2 separate regions of the Homo sapiens genome follow, and region 2 is linked to region 1. The links are chromatin loops, found by intact Hi-C in ENCODE. Cell type or tissue: PC-3. All regions are shown on one strand. Each heading gives the region's core, and the rest is flanking DNA. Links, peaks and the distances in the headings are about the cores only. Region 1 overlaps DCP1A (decapping mRNA 1A). Region 2 holds the start of LOC105377094 (a long non-coding RNA gene).

Evidence for each region. A loop is a pair of places that touch in the nucleus more often than their neighbours do. Peaks named below come from ENCODE experiments on the same cell type or tissue, not always from the same donor. Only the 100,000 strongest peaks of a DNase experiment are listed, where the experiment ranks them.
Region 2: a loop joins it to region 1, with 8 times the contacts of the local background. A loop is called at or near these places in 6 of 110 quality-filtered maps.

Annotation. Positions count from the first base shown.
Region 1 is chr3:53,296,181-53,304,515 of GRCh38, reverse strand. DCP1A (decapping mRNA 1A) reads left to right here. Exons shown (of 10, transcript NM_018403.7): 6 at 226-339. Among named protein-coding and RNA genes, the nearest start is that of SNORD38C, 33 kb to the left of the region's middle. RefSeq lists an enhancer at 2,682-2,851. In PC-3, for the core only: a CTCF peak has its summit at 4,808 (motif pointing left); a DNase peak (open chromatin) is centred at 4,775.
Region 2 is chr3:53,368,192-53,376,526 of GRCh38, reverse strand. It overlaps LOC105377094 (a long non-coding RNA gene), which reads left to right and starts at 5,254. Exons shown (of 3, transcript XR_940847.3): 1 at 5,254-5,299. RefSeq lists a silencer at 1,244-1,293 and an enhancer at 5,438-6,063. In PC-3, for the core only: a CTCF peak has its summit at 1,333 (motif pointing left); a DNase peak (open chromatin) is centred at 1,326; H3K4me3 peaks cover 309 bases; H3K27me3 peaks cover 637 bases.

The DNA.
Region 1 (8,335 bases), core at 286-8,285:
AAATAACAGTTGTGGCCAACACTGTTGTCTAAAATTAGGTGCTCAATGTTCTAGAAATTTTATTGCATGTTATTTACATTGGAGTACAGAGCAAACATTTTGAGGTTGGTTTTTCTTCTTCTTTTTAAAAAATAACATTTTTGATAACCTCAGATGCTGTTTTGTGAGCCAAATAATAGCAAATTTTTTTCACAAGATATATTTTTTTCTTTTAACTTTTTAAAGAATCAGATGGGTGACTCAAATATCTCCAGCCCTGGGTTACAGCCAAGCACTCAGCTCTCCAATCTGGGAAGCACCGAGACTCTAGAAGAAATGCCCTCCGGGTCACAGGATAAGGTTTGTACAGCTAAAGCTCTAGCTTTGTCCTAAGTAACAAAGAGTAACATTCAGTAAGGATTCTAATGAGTGCAAGTTTGATTTGTCAGTTGTGTCAAGGTTCAAATGTGCAGCAACATAATGACATCCTCCTAGGTCATGATCCGAGTAACTGTTTAATCTGGATTTTGCAGTAGCCTGCTACCTGGTTTCCCATCTTTTGCTCCCTGGTTGCTTCTTACCTATTCTTAACCCAACAGCCAGAGTAATCCTTGCAAAACATAAGTCAGATCATGGCACTCCTCTGCTTAAAACCCTCCAGCAGTGTCCGAGCTCACTCAAATCATAGCCAGGATCATGACAGTGGCCCACGAGGCCCTACCTTATCTGGCCCCTCTACCCCAGGCCTCATCTGTCACTCTGCATTGCTCACCTGGCTCCAGTCCCATTGGCTCTCTTGTCTTTCCCCAAATGTGCCAGATATGTTCCTGCCTCGAGACAGGCCTTTGCACTTGTTCCCTTGGCCTGTAATACTTTCCTCCCAGATAGGGCTTGCTCCCTTTACTCCCTCAAGCCTCATATGTCCTCCATAAGTCAGGCCTTCTCTGACTACCCTATTTAAAATAACCCTTGGCTAGGCACAGTGGCTCACACCTATAACGCCAGCACTTTGGAAGGTTGAGGCAGGCAGATCGCTTGAGCCCAGGAGTTTGAAACCAGCCTGGCCAATTGACGAAACCCTGTCTCTACTAAAAATACAAAAATTAGCTGGGTGTGGTGGCACGTGCCTGTAATGCCAGCTACTCAGGAGGCTGCAGCACCAGAATGGCTTGAACCCTGGAGGCAGAGGTTGCAGTGAGCCGAGATTGCACCAGTGCACTCCAGTCTGAGCAACAGAGTAAGACTCTGTCTCAAGGAAGAAAAAAATAATAACAGTAACACCCCTTGGACAGGCACAGTGGCTCTCGTCTGTAATCTCAGCTCTTTGGGAGGCCAAGGCAGGAGGATCACTTGAGCCCAGGAGTTAGAGACCAGCCTGGGCAGCATAGTGAGACCCCTTCTCTAGAAACAAATTTTAAAATTAGCCAGACGTGATGTCATGCACCTGTGGTCCCAGCTAATTGGGAGGCTGAGGTAGGAGCCTCGCTTGAGCTCAGGAGGTTTGAGATTGCAGTGAGCCATGATCACACCACTGCACTCCAGCCTGGGTAGCAGAGCAAGGCCCTGTCTCAAAAATTTAATTTAATTTAATTTAATTTAAAAATAAAATAAAACTCCCAGGTGCAGTGGCTCATGCCTGTAATCCCAGCACTTCAGGAGGCCAAGGCAGGCAGATCACCTGAGGTCAGGAGTTCGAGACCAGCCTGGCCAACATGGCGAAACCCCGTTTCTACTAAAAATACAAAATTAGCCGGGTGTGGTAATAGACACCAGTAATCCCAGCTATTCGGGAAGCTGAGGTAGGAGAAATTGCTTGAACCCGGGAGGTGGAGGTTGCAGTGAGCCGTGATTGCGCCACTGCACTCCAGCCTAGGCGACAGAGCAAGGCTCTGGCTCAAAATAAATAAGTAAATAAATAAAATAAAACAACCCTTCCTCACCTCCATCCTCTTACTGTACTTTATTTTCTCACTAAGGTTTCTAACCAGCTAAGATGGTTTCTGTTTTTGTTTTTTGTCTGTCTCCTGCCCACCAAAATATAAGCACCATGTAAAACAGTTTTGTTTTTTTGTTTTTAAGCTGTCTCTTACGGGAAAGAAGGGCAGTTTTATGAGCCTTGTTCATTGCTGTATCCTTAGCATGTAGCACTGTAAATATTTGTTGAATTAGTTCTCTTTATAACTGATAGTCTGATAAAAGAACAGATATCAAATAAAATCCGTAGGTTTTTAAGTAGACTTTTTGTTTTGAGATAATTACAGATTTATATGCAGTTGTAAGAAATAATGCAGAAAGATCCTATGTACCCATTACCCATTTGCCCATTGATAACATTTTGCAAAATATAGTACGATATGACAACCAGGATATTAACACAATCCACACATGTTGTTCAGATTTCCTTTGTTGTGTGTATATTCAGTTCTGTGTAATTTTATCTCATGTATAGCTTTTTGTATATCCACTACCACAGTCAAGATGCTAAATATTTTCATCACCCCCAAGATGTTTTGCCCTTTCATAAACACACTGACTTCCCTGTCATACCCTATTCTGCCTCTGCGTCTACCTCTGCCTCCCCGATCCCGCCATCGTTTAGCCCTGGCAACTATTAATCCATTTTCCAGTTCTATAATGTCATTTCAAGAATATTATATAAATGGAATCATATATATAACCTCTTGAGATTGTCTTTCTTCACTCAGCATAATTCCTGAACATTTCACTGAAGTTGTTACATGTATCAAGTTTGTTTCCTTTTATTACTGAGAGTATTACATGATACGCAAGTACTAAAATTTGTTTAACTGTTTTTGGCAACTCACTTACTGAAGAACATCTAGATTGTTTTCAGTTTTGGGTTATTACAAATAAAGCTCCTATGAACATTTATGTACAGGTTTTTATGTGAACATAAATCTTCATTTCTCTGAGATAAATGCCCAGGAGTGCAAATGTCAGGTCATTTGGTATTGCATGTTTTAGTTTAATAAGAAACTGCCTTGGGAGGCCAAGGCGGGTGGATCACTTGAGGTCAGGAGTTCGAGACTAGCCTGACCAACATGGTGAAACCCCGTCTCTACTAAAAATACAAAAATTGGACGGGCATGGTGGTGGTGGTACCTGAATCCCAGCTATTCGGGAGGCTGAGGCACGAGAATCGCTTGAACCTGGGAGGCAAAGGTTGCAGTGAGCTGAGGTCATGCCATTGCACTCCAGCCTGGGCAACAAGAGCAAAACCCTGTCTCAAAAAAAAAAGAAAGAAACCACCAAACTGTTTTCTAGGAAGTCTGTACAGTCTTACATTCACATCAACAATGTATCCAAAAATGTTTTTAGATATTTAGATAATTAATTTAAACCAAATTTTGTATTCTACCTTCCCATACCCCATTTTTACTGTATCTGGATTTAGGATCATCATCCAGGAGTGTGCAGTGGGCTTACTACTTCCCCTTTCTAAATCATGAATCACTTCATCTTCCTTTTGTGAATCATGAAGTTAAGGATTATTGTACCGCCTAATGCAGATTTGTTGTGAGACCCTAAGGAAGAAATGGACCAGAAAAAAATGACTTAAGAATTATAAGGTCAGGCATGGTGACTCACACCTGTAATCTCGGGACTTTGGGAAGTGGAGGCAGGCGGATCCCTTGAGTCCAGGAGTTTGAGAACAGCCTGGCCAACATGGTGAAACCCTGTCTCTAATAAAAATACAAAAATTAGCCGGGTGTGGTGGTGCACGCCTGTAATCACAGCTACTCAGGAGGCTAAAGTGGGAGGATCACTTGAAACCAGGAGGTGGAGGTTATAGTGAGCCAAGATCGCACCACTGCACTCCAGCCTGGGCGACCAAGGGAGACCCTGTTTCAAAAATCCAACAACAAAAAAAAGAATCAGCCAGGCACAGTGGCTCACGCCTGTAATCCTAGCACTTTGGGAGGCCAAGGCAAGTGGATCACCTGAGGTCAGGAGTTCAAGACCAGCCTGACCAACATGGTGAAACCCCATCTCTACTAAATAGAAAAGAAATTAGCCAGGGGTGGTGGCACATGCCTGTAATCCCAGCTACTTGAGAGGCTGAGGCAGGAGAATCGCTTGAACCCGGGAGGCGGAGGTTGCAGTAAGCTGAGATTGTGCCATTGCACTCCAGCCTGGCCAACAAGAGTGAAACTCCATCTCAAAAAAAAAAAAAAAGTCATAAAGCACTGTCCATTGAAAGATGAAAAATGAGTGTGACAAGCCATAGATGCTAAGCCTTTCAACAATAGCACTGCGTCTGTAGACATACAGAACTCAAGTGGTACAGACAGTGCTGATGTGTTATTCCGTCATTTTTCATATACTTTTAAAACTTCACGTTTGGTCGGGCATGGAGGCTCACACCTGTAATCCCAGCACTTTGCACTTTGGGAGGCCGAGACAGGCAGATCATGAGGTCAGGAGTTTGAGACCAGCCTGGCCAACATGGTGAAACCCTGTCTCTACTAAAAATACAAAAAGTAGCCGGGCGTGATGGCATACGCCTGTAATCCCAGCTACTCAGGAGGCAGAGGCAGGAGAATTGCTTGAACCCAGGAGGGGGAGGTTGCAGTGAGCCAAGATCGTGCCACCACACTCCAGCCTGGGCGACAGAGCAAGACTCCATCTCGGGGTGGGAGGAAGACTCCATTATTTAGGTTATAGTGACAAAATTTTATGAAATACTGAGATCTGGATATTGTCAGAAGTCATGTGATTGACTAAAGTTAGTTTAAATTTATCATCAGCCGCCACAGGCAGATACTACATTTGTTTAGTAACACTGCCATCTAGTGCTGAGGAGCAAGTACTGCTGTCAAGCCTTAATAGTATTACATTCCATTTCAGTTGCATAATTCACTTGTTTAAACTTTTCTTGGGATTGTTTCTGTAGTGTATTTTGTTATTGTTTGTTTCCTATGTTCAAGAATAGTGCCTATCTTATAGTGTGCCCACTGCAGTGACCAGTAGCTCCAAACAGACATGTAAAATTCTCTAAACATCAATTCTCCGTGGGATGAGGAGTGAACCATATTAAACCTGATGCTGAAGATGATAATTTTGTCCTGTGCTGTACATGCTGTTGCTCGCTGAATGCCATTTCCTGAGCTAAACGGTCAGACTAACACTTGATCTACATGAAGTATTAAAAAACTCAGAATCCTAACTTGAAGCATGTTCAAGCATGAGGAAAGAATAACATTTTACCTTTTCTGTGGATGATGGAAGGTTAATTCATGAATAAATAAGCCCAGCTACTAGAGGAGGGCAACCAGTTTTTCTTATCAGAAACAGAAAAGAATGCAGAGACTGTGAAACTTTTGGGAATTTGTGTGAAGAGAAATATTCTGCTCACCCAGGCTCCTATGACAAATTCAACCAGTTAGGTATAATCATGTGTCATTTAACAATGGGAATACTTTCTGAGAAATGTGTCATTAGGCGATTTCATTCTCCGAACATCATAGAGTGTATTTATACTTTCACAAACCAAGAAACCAAGATGGCATTGCCTACTAACACCTAGGCTCGATGGGATAGCCTATGGCTTCTAGGCTACAGACCTGTGCAGCACATTACTGCACTGCGTATTATAGGCACTTGTAACACACTGGTATTTGTATATTTAACCATAGAAAAGGTTTAGTAAAAACACAATATTATATTCTTATGGGACCACTGTTGTATATGCAGTCCATCATTGACCAAAACATGGTTTGTGCCAAATGATAGTATTTCCAAACGTTGATGCATTTTGATCTGTAGCCACCTCAGTTATTCAAACCTTAGCTGTACCTGTTTTCCGGAGGTAAGTATCACCATCCAGGTGATTAGGTAACCTATACTTTGCTGAATTGACATCTCCATATGGTGGCACACTGCTTAAGAATGTAGACTGTATTGTTAGAACTGAGTTGGAGTCTGGTTCTTTTGTTGTATTTGGGCATCATCTATAAAGTAGCAATAATAATTTACCTACTCTAGCAGATGAATAGAGTAATACATGTAAAGTGCTTAGCATATCGCCTCCCACATAGTAAGCATTCTGTGTATGATGATTCATTATTACCATCACAAATTCGTTTATTCTCTCTTATATGAGAAAACCTCCAAAACTGTAATGCTTTACCATACTCCCCATTCTAGAGAAAGTTAGAGAATCTGTCTGGCCTCGCAGTAGTTATAGGGAGGCAGCATAGAGAATCTAGAAACTTTCTGCTGCTTTTAAAGTCAGGGGTCAGGGTTCTACCATATGGTGGTTTCATATTTTAATTTAAAGTAGGTGTGTGTGTTTGTAGAGACAACGTCTCACTCTGTTGCCCAGGCTAGATTGCAGTGGCCTGATCATAGCTCACTGTAACCTCAAACTCTTGGGCTTAAACAATCCTCCTGCCTCAGCCTCCCAAGCAGCCAGGACCACAGGTGCACACCACCTTGTGCAGCTAATTTTTAAATTTTTTGTAGAGGCAGGGTCTCAATATGTTGACCAGGCTGATCTTAAACTCCTGGCTTCAAGCAATGCTTCCGCCTAGGCCTGCCAAAGTGCTGAGATTATAAGCATGAGGCACTCTGCCTGACTTAAAGTAGATTTTTGGCTGTTCAAAGTTAATTTATGTTTCACTGGACAAGGAAAAATTGCTGTCTGGATTATGCCTCAGGTGTATTTTGTGATGAGGTTTCTCCATGTCCTGCCATTTGATTATTCCTTTTCTTAAATTTCTGCAACATAGACCCAATCTGATCTCTGTTTTTCAAAGTAGTTTATACCTAAATATTGGTTTGTGTGTTTGTATACATATGTCTGTAATAGAATGGGGTGGTTATGAGCTGTTTAATTTGCATTAATAAGAATTAGTCTTGTTGGCCAGGCACGGTGGCTGTAATCCCAGCACTTTGGGAGCCGAGGCAGACAGATCACCTGAGGTCAGAAGTTCAAGAACAGCCTGGCCAACATGGTGAAATGCCATCTCTACTAAAAATACAAAAATTAACTGAGCGTGGTGGTGCATGTCTGCATTCCCAGCTACTTGGGACGTTGAGGCAGGACTATCACTTGAACCCAGGAGGTGGAGGTTGCAGTGAGCCGTGATCACACCACTGCACTCCAGCCTGGGTGACAGCAAGACTCCATCTCAAAAATTAAAAAAAAAAAAAAAAGAATTAGTGTTGTTTTCCAATACTTTTTTTTGCTAAGAAACCTGACCCATTTGTTTTCTAAACATATAATGTGTATAAAAAGGAATTAACCCAATTCAAAACTGGGTAAAAGATTTTAATAGGAATCTCCATATAAGGTATACAAATGGCCAATAAGCACATGAAAAGATGCTCCACATCATTAGTCATTAGGGACATGCAAATTCAAACCACACTGAAGTATCACTTCATACTCATTAGGATGGCTAATATCATTAAAATGGAACATCACAAGTGTTGGAGAGTATATGGAAAATGCTCCATATACTCTGTTACCTCATATACTGCTGTATACTGGCAACCATGTTGGATTGCTGGTGATAATGTAAAATGGTTCAGGCACTATGGAAAAAAACAGTTCGGTGATTCCTCAAAAAGTTAAACTTGGAATTACTATATGACCCAGCAATTCTGCTCCTGGGTATATACCCAAAAGAATTGAAAACAGACATTCAAACAGATACTTCCACACCAGTCTTTATAGCAGCAGTATTTGCACTAGCTAGAAGGTGGAAACATCTCAAGAACTCCAGTGTCCATTAATGGATGAATGGATAAATAAATGTCATATATACATGCATTGGAACATTATTCGGCCATAAAAATAAGTGAAGTTCTGATACATGTTGGAACACGGATGAACCTTAAAAACAACAACATGAATATACTAAAGGCCACTGAATTTTACACTTAAATATGGTTAAAATGGTAAGTTTTATGTATATTTTACTACAGTTTTTTAAAATAGGGAGATAAATGTCTATTGTGCTGTCAGTAGACATTTATGATGCCATGAATTCACAAGTGACTAAGTCACAGTGTTCAGTGTAGTAAATGGAACCTGTGAACATGTCTGCAGCTATGTGGCCTGGACAGAGAAGTCTGTCCCAAGGGAGAATTTGTTGTCTATTTTGACCTAGATGGAATGGGTTTGAAATATTACCAGACAGCTGTGTCCTTGATGATTCTTTGCATTGGGAGTGACCAGGAGGTTTATAATAGCCTAGCCTTGGTTATCTTACCAGGTGTTTTGTTGTTGTCTTGCATTGTGGGATATGATATTCCAGGAGCATTTAATGAATTTTTGTTTGGTACTCCATGCTTGCTATTAAGACCACATGGTGGGCCGGGCGCGGTG
Region 2 (8,335 bases), core at 309-8,308, 72 kb before region 1:
TAATATATAATATTAATATATATTTCAATATATATTATATATTACATAAAATATATATTATACATACATTTTTATAGTTATATTTTTATATAGTATATATTTTTATATACTTCATATATATGATTTTTTTTTAATTTTTTGTGTGTGTTTGTGGTAGGGTCTCACTCTGTCGCCCAGGCTGGAGTGCAGTGACACAGTCTTGGCTCACTGCAACCTCCACCTCCCGGGCTAAGCGATTCTCGTGTCTCAGCCTCCTGAGTAGCTGGAATTACAGGCTCACACCACCACAACTGGCTAATTTTTGTATTTTTTGTAGAGACAGGGTTTCACCATGTTGGCCAGGCTGGTCTCTAACTCCTGGACTCAGGAGATCTGCCCGCCTCAGCCTCCCAAAGTGCTGAGATTACAGGTATGAGCCACTGCACCCGGCTTATATATATATATTTTAAGACAGGATCTTACTGTGTTGCCCAGGCTGGAGTGCAGTGTCACCATCACAGCTGACTGCAGCCTCAAACTCCTGAGCTCCTCCCACCTCAGCCTCCCAAGTCTGGGACTACAGGCAGGAACCACAGCAGTGGCCCCCTGTTAATATTTTTAATAGAAATAATAAAATGAAGAGTAAAGCCTCCCTCCCCTGTCCTAGTCTATTCCGTAAAGATAACCACAGCTCTTTATTTTTCTAGAAAAAAATTGCATATATCACCTATATGTTTGAGTAAAAATTCATACACAAAACCCATCATGCTATAAATTACTACTCTGCACCTCAGTCTTAATATATCTTGGCAATTTTTATCTACATATTTATTTTAACGGTCATGGTGCACGTTTTAAAAAGTGCTTTGCCAGGCCATGCAGGTGGCTCATGCCTGTAATCCCAGCACTTTGGGAGGCCGAGGCGGGCAGATTACCTGAGGTCAGGAGTTTGAAACCAGCCTGACCAACATGGTGAAACCCCATCTCTATTAAAAATACAAAAATTAGCCAGGTGTGGTGGTGTGCGCCTGTAATCCCAGCTACTCGGGAGGCTGAGGCAAGAGAATCGCTTGAACCTGGGAGGCAGAGGTTGTGATGAGCCAAGATCGCGCCACTGTACTCCAGCCTGGGCGACAGAGCGAAACTCCGTCTCAAAGAAAAAAAGAAAAGCGCTTTGCCATTTGTCATATCTTAGTCTCATCGAAACACATTGAGAAAAGAATACTTTATTTTGCAGATAACAAAATTGACCCAGAGTGACATTAAGTGACCTGTCCAAGGTCTCCCGGGAGTTGGAAGCTGAGGCAATAGTAGACACTGGGTTCCTGTCACTCCCTGTACCACAGCGCCTCCCAGTGGCGTCCAGGTGACATTTTTCACCCACAGCACTACTGGGGCCATCCAACACACCCTCTTCCTCCACATAGTCCACCAGATCTCAGGAAAATTTTCATCCACATTATTAAGACCATCCCATAGTCAAAAGCAATATGTCTCTTTTTTTTTTTTTTTAGATGGAGTCTCACTCTGTCGCCCGGGCTGGAGTGCAGTGGCATGATCCCAGCTCAATGCAACCTCTGCCTCCTGGGTTCAAGCAATTCTCCTGCCTCAGCCTCCCGAGTAGCTGGGACTACGGGCACATGCCACCACTCCCAGTTAATTTTTGTATTTTTAGTAGAGATGGGATTTCACCATGTTGGCCAGGCTGGTCTCAAACTCCTGACCTCAAGTGGTCAGCCTGCACTGGCCTCCCAAAGTGTTAGGATTACAGGCATGAGCCACCACGCCAGGCCCCACTGTGTCTCATTTTTACAGACTTTCTTTATTCATGAAATAATTTTTATAGCCATTGCATTGGGATTTAAAATTCTAAATAGAAAGTTAAGTTGTACATCTTATAATATCTAATATTCTAAGCCTTTCAGAGTGGAAAGAGAAGATATGGATGCTAGGGTAAGTTACTTTTGATCAATTTTTTTTAAGTCCAATGTACAGAGTATGTTCAAATGTCTGTGGTTCTTAACTTTTTTGTGAGACACGGACCCTTTTGTTGAAAATCTGATGAAAGCTACCAATCCTCTCCGGTGACAAAAGCACAGACACCTAAAATCTTGCCTTCAATACCAAGGCATTCATTAGAACTTCTAAGGACCATCCACAGGCCCCAGGTAAAAAAGCATTGCAATAGGGCCGGGCGCGGTGGCTCAAGCCTGTAATCCCAGCACTTTGGGAGGCTGAGGCGGGCGGATCACAAGGTCAGGAGATCGAGACCATCTTGGCCGACATGGTGAAACCCCGTCTCTACTAAAAATACAAAAAAAATTAGCCGGGCGTGGTGGTGGGCGCCTGTAGTCCCAACTACTGGGGAGGCTGAGGCAGGAGAATGGCGTGAACCCGGGAGGCAGAGCTTGCAGTGAGCGTAGATTGCGCCACTGCACTCCAGCCTGGGAGACAGAGCAAGACTCCATCTCAAAAAAAAAAAAGCATTGCAATAATGATTTAGTCCCCCGATTTTGCTATACCAAGTATATCTACATTACCAGCAGTGTCACAACATGCTTTTAATTCATTCTTACTTTTAACATATATGCCAAATCTCAGCTAAGTTGGCTATTTGTGGGTATATCAGTATAAGTTCAATTAGCACAGAAAATCTGAAAACCCTGAAATATTTTCTTTCAGTTTTTTTAGAGAATTAACTTTTCCATTGACAAGGCTGATCAACAAAAAGACATTTAAATTAAGATTTGACTTATATTATACAATGATACTTGACACTCATCTTACACTGAAAACAAAACCAAACCAAAGGGAAGTCCAGACTTGGATACGGTGAAGAGTGGTGGAGGGGATACAGGATTCATCTCATCAACTAATCACTTCTTTCAGAAATATAATTAACCTTAGGAGCAGACAAAATTTACTCTGTGGCTTTGGGGTGGGCAAAAAACACTCCATATAGAAAATCCTTTATTCTACCATCTTTCAAATCTTCCATTCTAATTAGGGTATCCTTTTCTGAGGTGCCTTAAGAATCATCTTCTGGCCAGATACAGTGGCTCACGCCTATAATCCCAGCACTTTGGGAGGTCAACACAGGCAGATCACTTGAGGCCAGGAGTTCAAGACCCACCTGGCCAACATGGCAAAATCCCATCTCGACTAAAAATACAAAAATTAGCCAGGCGTGGTGGTGGGCATCTGTAATCCCAGCTACTTGGGAGGCTGAGGTGGGAGGATCACTTGAACTCAGGAGGTGGAGGTTGCAGTGAGCCGAGATGGCACCACTGCATTCCAGCCTGGGCTTCAGGAGTGAGACTCCGTCTCAAAAAAAAAAGCCTCTTCCTTCCTAAGAAGGCTGATTTCCTCATTGTAAGGGAGTCTGCAAATAGCATTACCGTTAAGTAACAGCAAAGTACTGTATCAATGTTTTTCTTCACATAATTAAAACAGCCTTTAATTTCCCTTTTCCCCAGGTGATGATTCCATTTTCTGGTCCAAAGTCCGCTCTGAACAAGAGTTTAGTCAGCTGCCTAAAACATTAAAAGGCTATTTTCAAACACTTCCAAAAGCTGACTCTTTTTCTGCACTATTTAATGACAAGGCGAAGAAAAGAGGGACAGAAGATAGTAACCGTAACATGTTCTCACCTCTAAGACCTTCTCTTCCCTGTACCCCACACCATCGCTAACCTCATCACTCAGAGACTAAACACCTTCTTCAGCATAAGCCCCCCTCTCTGCTGAGTCACTGAATGTTAGAGCAAGAAGCAGAGAACCGAAGCCCTTGCAGACCGGCAAGATGGCGACCCTGCTGCGCATTAAGAGCCTGGTTATGCAGCTGAAGCAAATTCACAGAAGTTCCCGCCTTCCAGTGTTAGGAGGAGATGTTAGGAAGTTTAAGGGAGGGGGTTTTCTCCTTTGTTTTTTGTTTTTTGAGACGGAGTCGTGCTCTGTCGCCAGGCTGGAGTGCAGTGGTGCGATCTCAGTTCACTGCAAACTCTGCCTCCCGAGTTCAAGCGATTCTCCTGCCTCAGCCTCCCGAGTAGCTGGGATTACAGGCGCGCGCCTACACGCCCGGCTAATTTTTGTATTTTTAGTACAGGCAGAGTTTCATCATGTTGGCCGGGATGGTCTCGATCTCGACCTCGTGATCCATCCACCTGGGCCTCTCAAAGTGCTGGGATTATAGGTGTGAGCCACCACGCCCAGCCAAGGGGAGGGTTTCTTTGTTTGGGAGGTTTTGTTTTGGGGGTTTGTTTGGTTTTTGTTGTTGTTGTTGTTGTTGCTGTTTGTTTTTTTCTTTTCTTTTTTTGCCTTCGTTCTGTTTCTCTGACTAGAATTACTTGTCACTTGTTTTTGTTATTCTTTCAACAGAAACCCTGGAGCATAGGGACACAGGACTTATAGGTGTGTACCTGATGCACTCTGAAATTACATTTAGCTTTTAAAGAGGTGTTATTTTGCTCGCTAGAGGGCTTTTTCTTTGCTTTCTAGGCTTAGCACAAGCTCCAAAATCAGATTTGGGTTCTCCCCCTCATAGTGGCCTTAATTATAGGGAGACAGTGGGCTTAACTAGTGAGTCTCCTTCATCTGATTGCACTGCTGTAGGCCTTTTGAAAGTCATTCAGGAAAATATACATAAGAAAAATTGCTATAGCTCTGTGCTGGACCAGCTCAGTGGAAAACTTCTGATTGCCTAGCAATATGCACTTGTCCTTGGCTAACAAATGTCCTCACTTGTTAACATAGATGCCTGGACTCAGCACTTTTCAGTCCTAAACTCTGTTGTCCTTTACTTCTCTTGACAGCTAGCATGTGTTTAAGGGATCCAGAGGGTTGTGGATGGCAATGTACTGGGAAATGTGAACTGTGGTGCCACTATCCATTTCCCAGACAAGGATGAGGGGTCTCTGGGCGGCCACCAGTGAAAGGTCAGGCTTGAGTTTCCAGGAAGGCAGACCCAAATTCCAGAGCCAAGCATTTCAGCGGAGTTACCACATTCTTAATGCATGCTGCCAGGAGTCGTGCTGGCTGTCCCGTACTTATAAAACGAATCTATCATTTATGGGCTGTGAAGAGGAAAGAGAATCTTGTTCTTGACTGAGCTTTTTACTAAGTGGAAGGCCCACGTTTTTCACAACGTGGCCAATTTCTCAATTTCTGTAAGCCTGGGAAGAAGGTAATATCAACCCTATTTTTTCAGATGAGAACACAGATCCAGGGGGAGGAGCCAAGATGGCCGAATAGGAACAGCTCCGGTCTACAGCTCCCAGCGTGAGCTACGCAGAAGACGGGTGATTTCTGCATTTCCATCTGAGGTACCGGGTTCATCTCACTAGGGAGTGCCAGACAGTGGGCGCAGGCCAGTGTGTGCGCGCACCGTGCGCGAGCCGAAGCAGGGCGAGGCATTGCCTCACCTGGGAAGCGCAAGGGGTCAGGGAGTTCCCTTTCCGAGTCAAAGAAAGGGGTGACGAACGCACCTGGAAAATCGGGTCACTGCCACCCGAATATTGCACTTTTCAGACCGGCTTAAAAAACGGCGCACCACGAGACTATATCCCACACCTGGCTGAGAGGGTCCTACGCCCACGGAATCTCGCTGATTGCTAGCACAGCAGTCTGAGATTAAACTGCAAGGCGGCAACCAGGCTGGGGGAGGGGCGCCCGCCATTGCCCAGGCTTGCTTAGGTAAACAAAGCAGCCGGGAAGCTCGAACTGGGTGGAGCCCACCACAGCTCAAGGAGGCCTGCCTGCCTCTGTAGGCTCCACCTCTAGGGGCAGGGCACAGACAAACAAAAAGACAGCAGTAACCTCTGCAGACTTAAGTGTCCCTGTCTGACAGCTTTGCAGAGAGCAGTGGTTCTCCCAGCACGCAGCTGGAGATCTGAGAACGGGCAGACTGCCTCCTCAAGTGGGTCCCTGACCCCTGACCCCCGAGCAGCCTAACTGGGAGGCACCCCCCAGCAGGGGCACACTGACACCTCACACGGCAGGGTATTCCAACAGACCTGCAGCTGAGGGTCCTGTCTGTTAGAAGGAAAACTAACAACCAGAAAGGACATCTACACCGAAAACCCATCTGTACATCACCATCATCAAAGACCAAAAGTAGATAAAACCACAAAGATGGGGAAAAAACAGAACAGAAAAACTGGAAACTCTAAAAAGCAGAGCGCCTCTCCTCCTCCAAAGGAACGCAGTTCCTCACCAGCAATGGAACAAAGCTGGATGGAGAATGATTTTGACGAGCTGAGAGAAGGAGGCTTCAGACGATCAAATTACTCTGAGCTACGGGAGGACATTCAAACCAAAGGCAAAGAAGTTGAAAACTTTGAAAAAAATTTAGAAGAATGTATAACTAGAATAACCAATACAGAGAAGTGCTTAAAGGAGCTGATAGAGCTGAAAACCAAGGCTCGAGAACTACGTGAAGAATGCAGAAGCCTCAGGAGCCGATGCAATCAACTGGAAGAAAGGGTATCAGCGATGGAAGATGAAATGAATGAAATGAAGCGAGAAGGGAAGTTTAGAGAAAAAAGAATAAAAAGAAATGAGCAAAGCCTCCAAGAAATATGGGACTATGTGAAAAGACCAAATCTACGTCTGATCGGTGTACCTGAAAGTGATGTGGAGAATGGAACCAAGTTGGAAAACACTCTGCAGGATATTATCCAGGAGAACTTCCCCAATCTAGCAAGGCAGGCCAACGTTCAGATTCAGGAAATACAGAGAACGCCACAAAGATACTCCTCGAGAAGAGCAACTCCAAGACACATAATTGTCAGATTCACCAAAGTTGAAATGAAGGAAAAAATGTTAAGGGCAGCCAGAGAGAAAGGTCGGGTTACCCTCAAAGGAAAGCCCATCAGACTAACAGCGGATCTCTCGGCAGAAACCCTACAAGCCAGAAGAGAGTGGGGGCCAATATTCAACATTCTTAAAGAAAGGAATTTTCAACCCAGAATTTCATATCCAGCCAAACTAAGCTTCATAAGTGAAGGAGAAATAAAATACTTTATAGACAAGCAAATGCTGAGAGATTTTGTCACCACCAGGCCTGCCCTAAAAGAGCTCCTGAAGGAAGCGCTAAACATGGAAAGGAACAACCGGTACCAGCCGCTGCAAAATCATGCCAAAATGTAAAGACCATCGAGACTAGGAAGAAACTGCATCAACTAACGAGCAGAATCACCAGCTAACATCATAATGACAGGATCAAATTCACACATAACAATATTAACTTTAAATATAAATGGACTAAATTCTGCAATTAAAAGACACAGACTGGCAAGTTGGATAAAGAGTCAAGACCCATCAGTGTGCTGTATTCAGGAAACCCATCTCACGTGCAGAGACACACATAGGCTCAAAATAAAAGGATGGAGGAAGATCTACCAAGCCAATGGAAAACAAAAAAAGGCAGGGGTTGCAATCCTAGTCTCTGATAAAACAGACTTTAAACCAACAAAGATCAAAAGAGACAAAGAAGGCCATTACATAATGGTAAAGGGATCAATTCAACAAGAGGAGCTAACTATCCTAAATATTAATGCACCGAATACAGGAGCACCCAGATTCATAAAGCAAGTCCTGAGTGACCTACAAAGAGACTTAGACTCCCACACATTAATAATGGGAGACTTTAACACCCCACTGTCAACATTAGACAGATCAACGAGACAGAAAGTCAACAAGGATACCCAGGAATTGAACTCAGCTCTGCACCAAGCGGACCTAATAGACATCTACAGAACTCTCCACCCCAAATCAACAGAATATACATTTTTTTCAACACCACACCACACCTATTCCAAAATTGACCACATAGTTGGAAGTAAAGCTCTCCTCAGCAAATGTAAAAGAACAGAAATTATAACAAACTATCTCTCAGACCACAGTGCAATCAAATTAGAACTCAGGATTAAGAATCTCACTCAAAGCCGCTCAACTACATGGAAACTGAACAACCTGCTCCTGAATGACTACTGGGTACAGAACGAAATGAAGGCAGAAATAAAGATGTTCTTTGAAACCAACGAGAACAAGGACACCACATACCAGAATCTCTGGGACGCATTCAAAGCAGTGTGTAGAGGGAAATTTATAGCACTAAATGCCTACAAGAGAAAGCAGGAAAGATCCAAAATTGACACCCTAACATCACAATTAAAAGAACTAGAAAAGCAAGAGGAAACACATTCAAAAGCTAGCAGAAGGCAAGAAATAACTAAAATCAGAGCAGAACTGAAGGAAATAGAAACACAAAAAACCCTTCAAAAAATCAATGAATCCAGGAGCTGGTTTTTTGAAAGGATCAACAAAATTGATAGACCGCTAGCAAGACTAATAAAGAA